Regions from separate parts of the Homo sapiens genome. Here region 2 is linked to region 1. Evidence: chromatin contacts called from ENCODE Hi-C data. All regions are on one chromosome and are shown on one strand. Each heading gives the region's core, a stretch centred on a gene start or an enhancer-like site at or near the end of the contact. The rest is flanking DNA. Distances are from core to core; before and after follow the strand shown.

Evidence for each region. Hi-C counts contacts between places; a loop is a spot of excess contacts on that map. Pooled maps may share reads with other maps.
Region 2: a loop to region 1 is called in a pooled map, with 26 times the contacts of the local background. The contact joins the enhancer-like site here to the promoter of ZXDB in region 1. A Hi-C loop is called at or near these places in 8 of 50 pooled maps.

What each region holds. Positions count from the first base shown.
Region 1 is chrX:57,588,964-57,594,432 of GRCh38, forward strand. It overlaps ZXDB (zinc finger X-linked duplicated B), which reads left to right and starts at 3,048. Exons shown (of 1, transcript NM_007157.4): 1 at 3,048-5,469. The coding sequence starts at 3,086. RefSeq lists silencers at 3,386-3,675, 3,736-3,925.
Region 2 is chrX:54,636,975-54,642,444 of GRCh38, forward strand. It overlaps a transcript of GNL3L not described here. Among named protein-coding and RNA genes, the nearest start is that of GNL3L, 110 kb to the left of the region's middle. RefSeq lists enhancers at 2,209-2,734, 2,301-2,430, 2,721-2,970. Within about 2 kb of position 2,822, at least 40 of the 41 ENCODE cell types and tissues checked have a DNase peak (open chromatin) inside an H3K27ac peak, as active enhancers do.

The sequences.
Region 1 (5,469 bases), core at 1,798-4,297:
TTGGGAAAAATATAAAGTATTACTTGGGCACATTAAAGGAGACCTTATTAAAAGGAGAGACAGACCAAAGCCATGAACCAAACTTTCAATATTGAGAAGTCAAATCTAAAATATCAGCACAATATGAATTAGAACCCCAAACTAGCTGTTGGTTGAAGTTTTTATGATGAGTTTATAATTTAAATGGAATTGAAATGGGCCAAAAGTAGCCAAGACACTTTTGAAGAAAGATGTAGAATTTACTGCCTTATCCAAATATCAGAATTGACTATGGATCTGTAGTAATTAAGACAGTGTGATATTTCAAACAAATAGGGCCGAGCACTTAATAGCGAGTATAGGAACTAGCCCACATATGGGTAGATACTTGATTTATGGCACTGTAAATCAGTTGGCAAAAGGCAGACTTTTCAATAAGTGGTTCACTGAGAAAACTGGATATTCAAACAAATAAATAAATAAATAAATAAATGGAACCCCACTCAACACAATATACAAACATCAATTGCAGGTGGATTAAGACCTGACTGTGAAGGGCAATAGCATACGTATTTTGGAAGAAAATATAGAAAACGCTTTCATGGCCCAGGGTTTCTTAAAACAGAAAAGATTTCTTAAAACAGATTTCTTAAAACAAAAACACACTAACCATCAGGAAAAGAATGATGAATTTGACTATATTATAATTAAGATCTTCTGTTCACAAAACACAGCACAAAGCAATGGGAAATACAAACAGAACAAGGGAATATTTTGGCCACAGGTATGGACTAGTATTTAAAATATTTAACAGGCTCATTAAGTCAGTAAGTACTAGATGAACAATAGAATAGAAACATGGGTTAAAAGAGGTAAATTTGAATAGGCCTTCTTCGGAGTAGACACTCCAAAAGGCTCATAAACACGAAAATGTGCTAAAGCTTACTAGTAATTTGGGTATTGCCCACCAGTAGACTGGCAAAATTTAAATTCTGGCAATACTTGGTGTGGGTGAAGATGTGGAGCAGTAGGGGCTCTCTGTGCTGCTGGTGGGATTGACAGCTTGCCCAATCACTACAGAGAACAATTTGGCATCATCTAGTAAAGCTCAGGATATCCATACCCTATGGCCCTGTGATTCTATTCTTGGATATATACCCTAGAGAGATTTTTACACATGTGTCCCATGAGAAATGTGCAAGAATGTTCATAATAATCGCTGAAAAATAGAAGCAATCCTAATGTTCATCTGCTGTAGAATGGAGTGGTATAATCATACCATAATCACTTTGCTATAAGCATATGCTGGAACGACAGTCGATGGAGACAAAGGATCTACTTACTTATAACTATTATGAACAACATGGATGAGTCTCAAGTATAATACAGAGTGAAAGAAACAAGTTATAAAAGGAAACTTGCCGTATGATTCCATTTATACAACTTCGTATCAACTCTATTGTTTACGGATGCGTACAAAAGTGATAAAGCTATAAAGGAAAGCAGTGAAATGATTATTACAAAGTCAGGGCAATGACTATATTCATATAGGAGAGTGTGGGTTGTGATTGGGAGGAGTACAGCGGCTGTATTCTGGAAGGCTGGCAGTGGTCTATTGCTTGACCTTGGTCCTGGTTACACAGGTGTCTGCTTTTGTAAAATAATCTAAACGATACAAATATGTTTTATGCACTCTTCTATACCTCAGATTTGAAAAATGCTTCCACCAGAAAAAGTAATAGAAAGAAAAGTATGTGGAGTAGACATTTTGATGAGGTTCAAATAGTTATGGATGAATAGCTTGATTTTCAAGAGACCAAGTGTCCACTGTCATTAAAAGAGGGCGAGAGAGCTGGGAGTATTTAAACAACAGGTTACACCCCGCTCCCCCACCACCACCAATCTAGTCATTACTCTAAGCTTTCTTATCTCAGATATTTCACCCTATATTTGTGTCAATTCCCAACTCAGTCGTAACGGACAAAATGAAGGATTGTCATCATCATTAATAAGATCATTAGGCACCACAGGCCCAGCAAGCCTGGGCCACCACACTTAAATGTGAACAGGTACACCAGGTTGATTGGACAAGATCGTCTGTGCCTTTTACTTGGCAGAATCCATTGCAGTGACTCAGGATTTAACCTAAACACATTTAACTGAAACTCCTGCCCAGAGACCTCCACGTGCTGGAGAAGGCAGAGTAAACTGAGGAATGAATGCCCTCATTGTGCTGTGAGAGCAGACATGAAATTTATCACAGTACAACCGATGGTGGAAGGGCAAAAGTTGGTTTAGGTTGTGCACTGTATAGGGAGAAGCCAGGAGAAGGTTGGGTTTTTTCCAGATTTCAGTGTAAATTGTTTCATCCTCCAGACTTTGAATTTCTAGGCTGAAGAGTGCTAACCTGTTTTGGCCGCATCTCTCACTCATTCTAATGTCTGTATCAGCAAGACAAAATTTGAACTATGCGGCAAATTGTACCGAAGACTTTGCTCAAGATAATTGTGAATATGGAAGTTGTCCCGCGGGGAGGTGGGAAGGGGAAGGACATTTTCAGCAGAACTGCCAGCGCTATGGTGGTTTAATGCTGACACAGAGACAGTTTTTTCTCTCAGGAATTGTCTTTCATCCATCAGTCCAGCCAGCCAGCCAGCCAGCAAATTTTAACACACAGAAAGTACGAAGCAACATATCTAACACTGGGAGGGGCTGGGGTGTGTTTATTTGGGTATATACAATGAGTCATGGATTAAAATTGCTTCCAGCGGATAGATACCTAGGTGTTCCACAGCATTACTGAACAAGCTGTCGTCATTTCCCCATTACCTCAGAAGACCCCCTTAATTACTTACTTATATTAACTGTAGAACGTATTTATGCATACCAGGCTCTACCTCTGGGCTTTCTATTCTGTTCCAGAGACCCAGTACCAGAATATTTAAATCACTGTGGCGTTAAATACGTTTTAATATCTGATAGGGCCAGTTTCTGCGCATTGCACATTTTTTTTTCCCCTTTCAGGAACGTGTTCAGGCCCGCGGCAGGGGGCGGGATCGCGCCTCCTCCTCGGCTCTGGTTCCAGCCGAGCCTCTCGGACGCAGAGATGGAAATCCCGAAGCTGCTCCCGGCTCGCGGGACACTACAGGGCGGCGGCGGCGGCGGTATCCCCGCGGGTGGCGGCCGAGTCCACCGAGGCCCTGACTCGCCGGCTGGCCAGGTCCCCACGCGCCGCCTCCTGCTGCTCCGGGGCCCCCAAGATGGCGGGCCCGGGCGGCGGCGCGAGGAGGCCAGCACGGCATCACGGGGCCCTGGCCCAAGCCTGTTGGCGCCGAGGACCGATCAACCTAGCGGCGGCGGCGGCGGCGGCGGCGACGACTTCTTCCTGGTGCTGCTTGACCCGGTGGGTGGCGACGTGGAGACCGCGGGCTCCGGTCAGGCCGCAGGGCCTGTGTTGAGGGAGGAGGCCGAGGAGGGCCCGGGGCTCCAGGGGGGCGAGAGCGGCGCGAATCCCGCGGGGCCCACTGCGCTAGGCCCCCGCTGCCTGTCCGCGGTTCCCACTCCGGCCCCGATCTCCGCCCCCGGCCCCGCCGCGGCCTTCGCGGGCACAGTCACTATCCACAACCAGGACCTGCTGTTGCGCTTTGAGAACGGCGTCCTCACCCTGGCCACGCCCCCACCACACGCCTGGGAGCCAGGGGCCGCTCCTGCCCAGCAGCCCGGGTGTCTGATCGCCCCGCAAGCTGGGTTCCCGCATGCCGCGCACCCGGGTGACTGCCCAGAGCTGCCGCCAGACCTCCTGCTAGCTGAGCCGGCCGAACCCGCGCCAGCTCCGGCGCCTGAGGAGGAGGCGGAGGGCCCGGCCGCCGCCCTGGGCCCCCGCGGACCGCTGGGCTCCGGCCCAGGCGTGGTGCTGTACTTGTGCCCCGAGGCGCAGTGCGGGCAAACCTTCGCCAAGAAGCACCAGCTGAAGGTGCACCTGCTGACGCACAGCAGCAGCCAGGGCCAGAGGCCCTTCAAATGCCCCCTGGGTGGCTGCGGCTGGACCTTCACCACCTCTTACAAGCTCAAGAGGCACCTGCAGTCGCACGACAAACTGCGGCCCTTTGGCTGCCCGGCAGAGGGCTGTGGCAAGAGCTTCACCACAGTGTACAACCTCAAGGCGCACATGAAGGGCCATGAGCAGGAGAACTCATTCAAATGCGAGGTGTGCGAGGAGAGCTTCCCCACGCAGGCCAAACTCAGCGCCCACCAGCGCAGCCACTTCGAACCGGAGAGGCCTTACCAGTGCGCGTTTTCTGGCTGCAAGAAGACATTTATCACAGTGAGTGCTCTGTTTTCCCATAACCGCGCCCATTTCAGGGAACAGGAACTGTTTTCCTGCTCTTTTCCTGGCTGCAGCAAACAATATGACAAGGCTTGTAGGCTGAAAATTCACCTGCGGAGTCACACCGGCGAGAGACCTTTCCTTTGTGACTTTGATGGCTGTGGCTGGAACTTCACTAGCATGTCCAAACTCTTAAGGCACAAAAGAAAGCACGACGATGACCGGAGGTTCATGTGCCCTGTGGAAGGCTGTGGGAAATCTTTCACGAGGGCGGAACATCTGAAAGGCCACAGCATAACCCACCTGGGCACAAAGCCTTTCGTGTGTCCTGTGGCAGGCTGCTGTGCCAGGTTCTCTGCTCGCAGTAGCCTCTACATTCACTCCAAGAAACACCTGCAGGATGTGGACACTTGGAAAAGCCGTTGCCCGATCTCCTCTTGTAATAAACTCTTCACATCCAAGCACAGCATGAAGACGCACATGGTTAAAAGGCATAAGGTGGGCCAGGATCTCTTAGCTCAGCTAGAAGCAGCAAATTCTCTCACACCCAGCAGTGAACTTACCAGCCAGAGACAGAATGATCTCAGTGATGCAGAGATAGTGTCTCTCTTCTCTGATGTACCTGACAGTACTTCTGCTGCATTGCTGGACACAGCATTGGTGAACTCTGGAATCTTGACTATTGATGTGGCTTCTGTGAGCTCGACTCTGGCAGGGCACCTCCCTGCTAATAATAATAATTCCGTAGGGCAGGCTGTGGACCCTCCGTCCTTGATGGCCACCAGCGACCCTCCTCAAAGTCTGGATACCTCTCTCTTTTTTGGAACGGCGGCCACTGGTTTTCAGCAGAGCTCCTTAAATATGGATGAGGTCTCAAGTGTAAGTGTGGGGCCATTGGGATCTCTGGACTCTTTGGCCATGAAAAACTCCAGTCCAGAGCCTCAGGCTTTGACACCCAGCAGTAAGCTAACAGTGGACACAGATGCTCTGACTCCTTCGAGCACCCTTTGTGAAAACAGTGTCTCAGAACTACTGACACCAACCAAAGCGGAGTGGAACGTACATCCTGACTCTGACTTCTTTGGACAGGAGGGAGAAACCCAGTTTGGATTCCCCAATGCAGCAGGAAACCATGGTTCTCAGAAAGAAACAGATCTTATCAC
Region 2 (5,470 bases), core at 1,572-4,071, 3.0 Mb before region 1:
ATTTACATTTCCACCATAAGTGTATAAGTGTTCCCTTTTCTCTGCAACCTCACTGGCATCTGTTATTGCCTTTTTCTTTATTCAGCATTTGCTTGGTTGCTATAAACTTTTCATTGTTTTCCAGAGTTTTGAGAAAGTTGGTTCTGTCAGTTTCTGCTTGATTATCAGTTTCTGTAGGGGAACAAGAGCTTGGAGCTGCCTACTTCACCATTTTGCCAATGTACTACTGCCTCCATCATTTTCTACTGCCTTATCTTCCTTCTTTATTTTTTTCATTGTACATATTATGACCCCGAAATTAAATTCCAAATGTATTTCTTGACTTGGTAATTGTCTGTTTCTCTCAGTAGAATGTTGGCTCCAGGAGTACAGGGACTGCATCTGTCTTATTTACCCTTGTGTACCGCTAGAAGTGTCAGGCTGTGTGTGTGTATACACACATATATATTTTGCAGTTTGTATGTATACACACATATACACACATGTGTGCACACATGTGCATGCACACACACACACATATATATCTCACTATCTACTTTTGAATGAATGTTATGCCAGTAGTTCCCAATACTGGTCTGTCATCTTGTGCAAGGGCCTGATATAGTTTTTGCCAATCTGCAGTAAAATGAAGATAAAAAGGACACTGTAGTGTATATTTGATTTAAAGGCCTCTGCTTTATCTTATTTACTTGCTAATTTGTGCAAAACTGCAAAAGATATGTATAAATCAGGGAAATGTAAATACTTGGATATTTTATAATATTAGGAAATTATTCTTAAATTTTTAGATATTCTGTGGTATTATGGTTATTATTATAAAAGAGTTCTTATATTTTAAACACATGAACTCAAATATTTATGGAGAAAATGGCGTCTAGCATTTGCTTCAAAGTAATCTGGGATACGATGTGTGTTGGGGTTTGAGATGTAAGATGCTTGGCCAGGAGGTGATAATTGAGAAGCTGGGTGAGAGGTACTTGGGGGTTCATTTACTCTTCTTTCTACTTTTGCATATGTTAAAAATTTTCATATTAAAGATAAATTAAAAAGTTCGTTCCTTTAATGGGGGATTATGTGTAATTGTCTTTTCTTAAAATGATGGTGATAGAAGGCAGTAGTTTGTTTTTAGTGTCCTTCTTCCGCAATATTTTATCCATCCTTTGCAATTTTTTGAAATATTGTTTGGGCTGTGAAGTCCTAAACTCTTGGGACTGTGAACTTGTGGGACTGGATCTGATCACATGAGGCCACAAACATTTACTGACAAGATCCTGGGTGCCAGACCCTGTTCTGGACTAAAAATATACAGCGAATTAGACACAGTCCACATTCCTGAGAATTGCTGTAGAAAATGAGGTAAGAAATGTAAAATCCTTCACACAGTGCCTGATACAGTGTAAGTGCTCAATAAACATTAAGTATCATCATCACCACCCTCACTACTATCATCATCACCTTCGATATCTTTCCATGTCAGTTTATATATAGCTCATTAAATTAATTAATTAATTAATTGAGATAGTCTGGCTCTGTTGCCCAGGCTGGAGTGCAGTGGCGCAATCTCCGGCCCACTGCAACCTCCGCCTCCCGGGTTCAAGCGTTTCTCCTGCTTCAGCCTTCTGAGTAGCTGGGATTACAGGCGCCTGGCTAATTTTTGTATTTTTAGTAGAGACGGGGTTTCACCATGCTGGTCTCGAACTTCTGACCTCAGGTGATCCACCCACCTCGGCCTCTCAAAGTATTGGCATTACAGCCGTCAGCCACCATGCCCGGCCTATATATAGCCCATTTTAAACTGATAAGTTTATCAACCATCTCCTGCCCCCACTGATACTTTCAATTTTTCGTTATTGCCAACAAATCAGCACGGCTTACACTTGTTCATAAGGCTCCTTGCAGTTTTTTGTCCTCTAGATCTAAGGTTCTTAAAGTGTGGTCTTGAACCAGTTTGCCCCAGCATTACCCTGGAAGTTGTTAGAAACACAAGTTCCTAATCTCTGATAGTAGATGGGCCACAACAATCTGTGTTTTAACAAAGCCCTGTAGGTGATCCGCATACACTTCTCTAGGAGTCTTGGATGTATATATATGGAAATGGGATTGCTGAGCCAATAGGATATATACCTTTAAAATAATGTTTTTTAAAATAAAATAGAGAGGGAGGGTCTCACTGTGTTGCCCATGCTGGTCTCAAACTCATGGACTCAAGTGATCCACCCACCTTGGCCTCCCAAAGTGCTGGGATTACAGGCGTTACATTAAAAAAAATTTAATAGTCAAAGAGCTCTCCAAATCAGGCACGAACTTTTACTTATATATTAAGGTCTTACTTTGAATAGGGTTACTAAGCCTGCTGAAATAACCCCTTTTCTTCCGGTACCCACTTTCATCCGACGTGCCCCGCCCGCCCGACTCGATTGCATCAGCCTCCTGTCAGCCCCGCCCCAGTGTACTTGCACTCGCAAGCGCAGCTGGGTTATCTTGGGACTAGACGCTCACGGGGCGGGGCTTCGATTCTCACTCTTGGAGCGGGGAGGCCAAAAGAGTCGGAAAGGGGCGTTATCTCTTTCGGAAGTGAGTGGGACAATGGCGAGCAAGCGGTCGTGAGCCTTGAGCTTTGCAGCTTTTCTTGGCTCCCATTTCCTCCTAAAGCCACGAGTTTACCAGCGTCTCTTACAAGTAGTGTGTCGCCACTTTAAAAAAAACATCAGGAAAGGAAAAGGGAGAACCCCGGAGCCCGAAGCTACGCCCGCCTGCGGCAGGGGTGCGCCAATTGTCCAGTGGTGAGGGCGCATGCGAACCATTGACAATGACGTAATCTTGCAGCTCACAGCCGGAGTGAGGCTTTCGGGGAGGGAGGAGCTCCGGTGAGAGTAACAGGGTCGGATTTGTCTGGGCCAGGCCCAGGCTGAGACGCCTACTAGGGGATGGAGGGCCCCAGAAGGAGGGAGAGGGAGGAGTCTTGGACTCTCTCGGAGAACGAGGCTGGGGCTGGCCACCGAGAGTGGAAGCCGCTGTCCAGAGGTTAGAGCCACCCAAGAGCTGGTAGTCGAGTGGCCGCCAGGGGGTGACCGTGCCTGCGTACGTCCACAAGTGGGCCCATAAAGACTGGCCCATATATTTTTGAAACTGTTTATTTTTGTATCTGTTTCCTCTTCTGCCCTGACATCCCAGAGAAAGAGTTGTGGGTGATTGACCTTTGAATCACCAGCACCTCGGGGAGGGCCTGGTACAAAGAAGACACATTTTTAAGGCGGTTGATTGACGGAAGGAAAAGACTGAAAAAACGAAAACAACAAGCCAAAAACCCCAAACCCAGAGATACCCATACATGACATAAAGTTAAGGCCTTTTTAAAAAGTAATAATAGAGGAGAAATTTTAAATGTCCATCAGCAGAGCTTGAGGCCATGCAGTTTTTAGGTTGTTGCAGTCAGAGTGTACACACAACCCTGCATCCTTAGTTATGGCATAATAATTTTTCTCTGTTGCTATAGAATCTCCACAGCCGTCATCTCTCAGCAATGGTTGTAGAATGTTCCATTAGACAGCTGTGCCACAATTCACTTAACCCTTCTCTTGTTGGATATTAAAACTACTTTCTAGTGTTTGACCACCAAAATATATCTCTGCAAGGAATAATTTTGTGCTTAGAGCTTTTCCTGTAGGAGTAGGGGTGGGTGGATATCGATTTAGGAGCAGAATTACCAGGAAAATGTCATAAACATGTTTTAGGCTCTTGTCGACCCGCTTTCCTGAAAGGGATCATACCCGTTGACATCAGAAGCCAAGTCCGAAATCAAACCTGGTGGACTCCGGGTCTTGTCTGTCTCCAGGCTGGTTTTAATTTCCGTATCCTGCAGCAATGCAGAAGTTTATTATTAGTTCTGACCTTTGGGGCAAGGCAAACACACACCAAAGGTTCGGGGACAACTTTAGCAACTGCAACAGCTGACATTGTGAGCGGGTGCAGCTCAGGTTTCAAGCTTGAGCAACTGGGTTGGATGAACTTGCCTCACTGAGACAGGGAATCTGAGAAGAGGAACAGGTTTGGGAGGGAGCAGATGAGATCAGTTTTAAATACATTTAGTTCGAGGTGCCTTTGGGACATCTAAAGGGAGGTATCCAGGAGACAGGCATACATACGGATAAACAACAGTTTTTGCCCTTCTCTGAACTCCCAGAGCTCCCTATCTGTGGATTTCTCATGGCTCAGTTTGCCTTTTACCTTTTACTATCCTCAGAGCTCCTTGAGGCCAGGATAAGGGCCTCATTCATTTGTGTATCCTTCCTCCCAGTGCCCAGTACAGTGCTTTATACCTAGAAGGCCATAAAAGTCTGTCCTGTATAATGAAATTTCATTGATTTCTTAATTGGATGATTCCTGCAGTAGGGGTCCTGATCTGGGTGAAAAAGTTTGGGAACCTTAAGAGTTCTGGGAAGGCTTCCTGTAAGAGGTGGCATAATGTTACCGTGAATAATTATGACTATTTGTTGAACACCTGCCATGTTCCAGTCACTCTGCTGCACACATGCATCAGAGATGCCACCACTATCTTTGATGGCCACTGGCCATCTTTACATCCCCTTCTGGGAGCACTGGCTCTACTTACAGCTCCTACCAAATGATCAAGCAAGGACTAACTATGTATTACATCCACCCTTCCTTTAGGATACAGCACCTGATCCAAGGCCAGCCCACAACCTGTGAGTTGTATGGCCCAGCTTTAGAAGATGAGGTGGGCCAATCAGATTGCTCTCTTGGGAATGTGAAATAAGAGATCCAGAGGAGAGTTGCCAGTTAGTTGTGGGGAGCTGAGCTGACAGGTCCAGTAGACCAGGATGCTGGGTAGGTGGGTGCAGCATTATGAATCAGGTCAAGTGCCTGTTAAAATCCTGGGGGAGCAGTTCAAGGTGGTTGGCTGAATGAGGAAGCTGGGGCAGATGTACAGAGAGAAGCAGACATGTAGTGCAGATGAATTACATTAATGGTAAAGCTCCAGAGCAGAGGGTCCATGCCTCATCCAGAAATTTCCTGCAGCTCCAGGCTTAATAAGCTTTATCTGTACTTCACTTCCTGCCCTTGGATTTCTGATTCGTGATCTAGCTTCACTGGGTTTCTGTTCCTTGCATCCAAAAGAGTCTTAACAAAAACAGCCTTTTAAATAGGTTTAATTTAATTTGCACTTCGGCCCTCTGAGGTGAGTGTACTTTTCCTCATTTTACAAGTGAAGAAACTGAGGCTTAGTGAGATTAACTTGACTAAGGTGACACAGCCAGTGATGGAGCTGGTCTGTCAGATTCTCTTAATCTTTTTTTTAAAAGCATTAATATGTTATTTTTATTTTTAAAAATGACCACAAGCTTGTCATATAAAAACAAAAGCAATCAATACAGACATAATCTGATCTGAACATCAATCAGCTCCTTCGACTCTTCCTTTCATTTATTTCCTTTCAATGTAAAGGAAT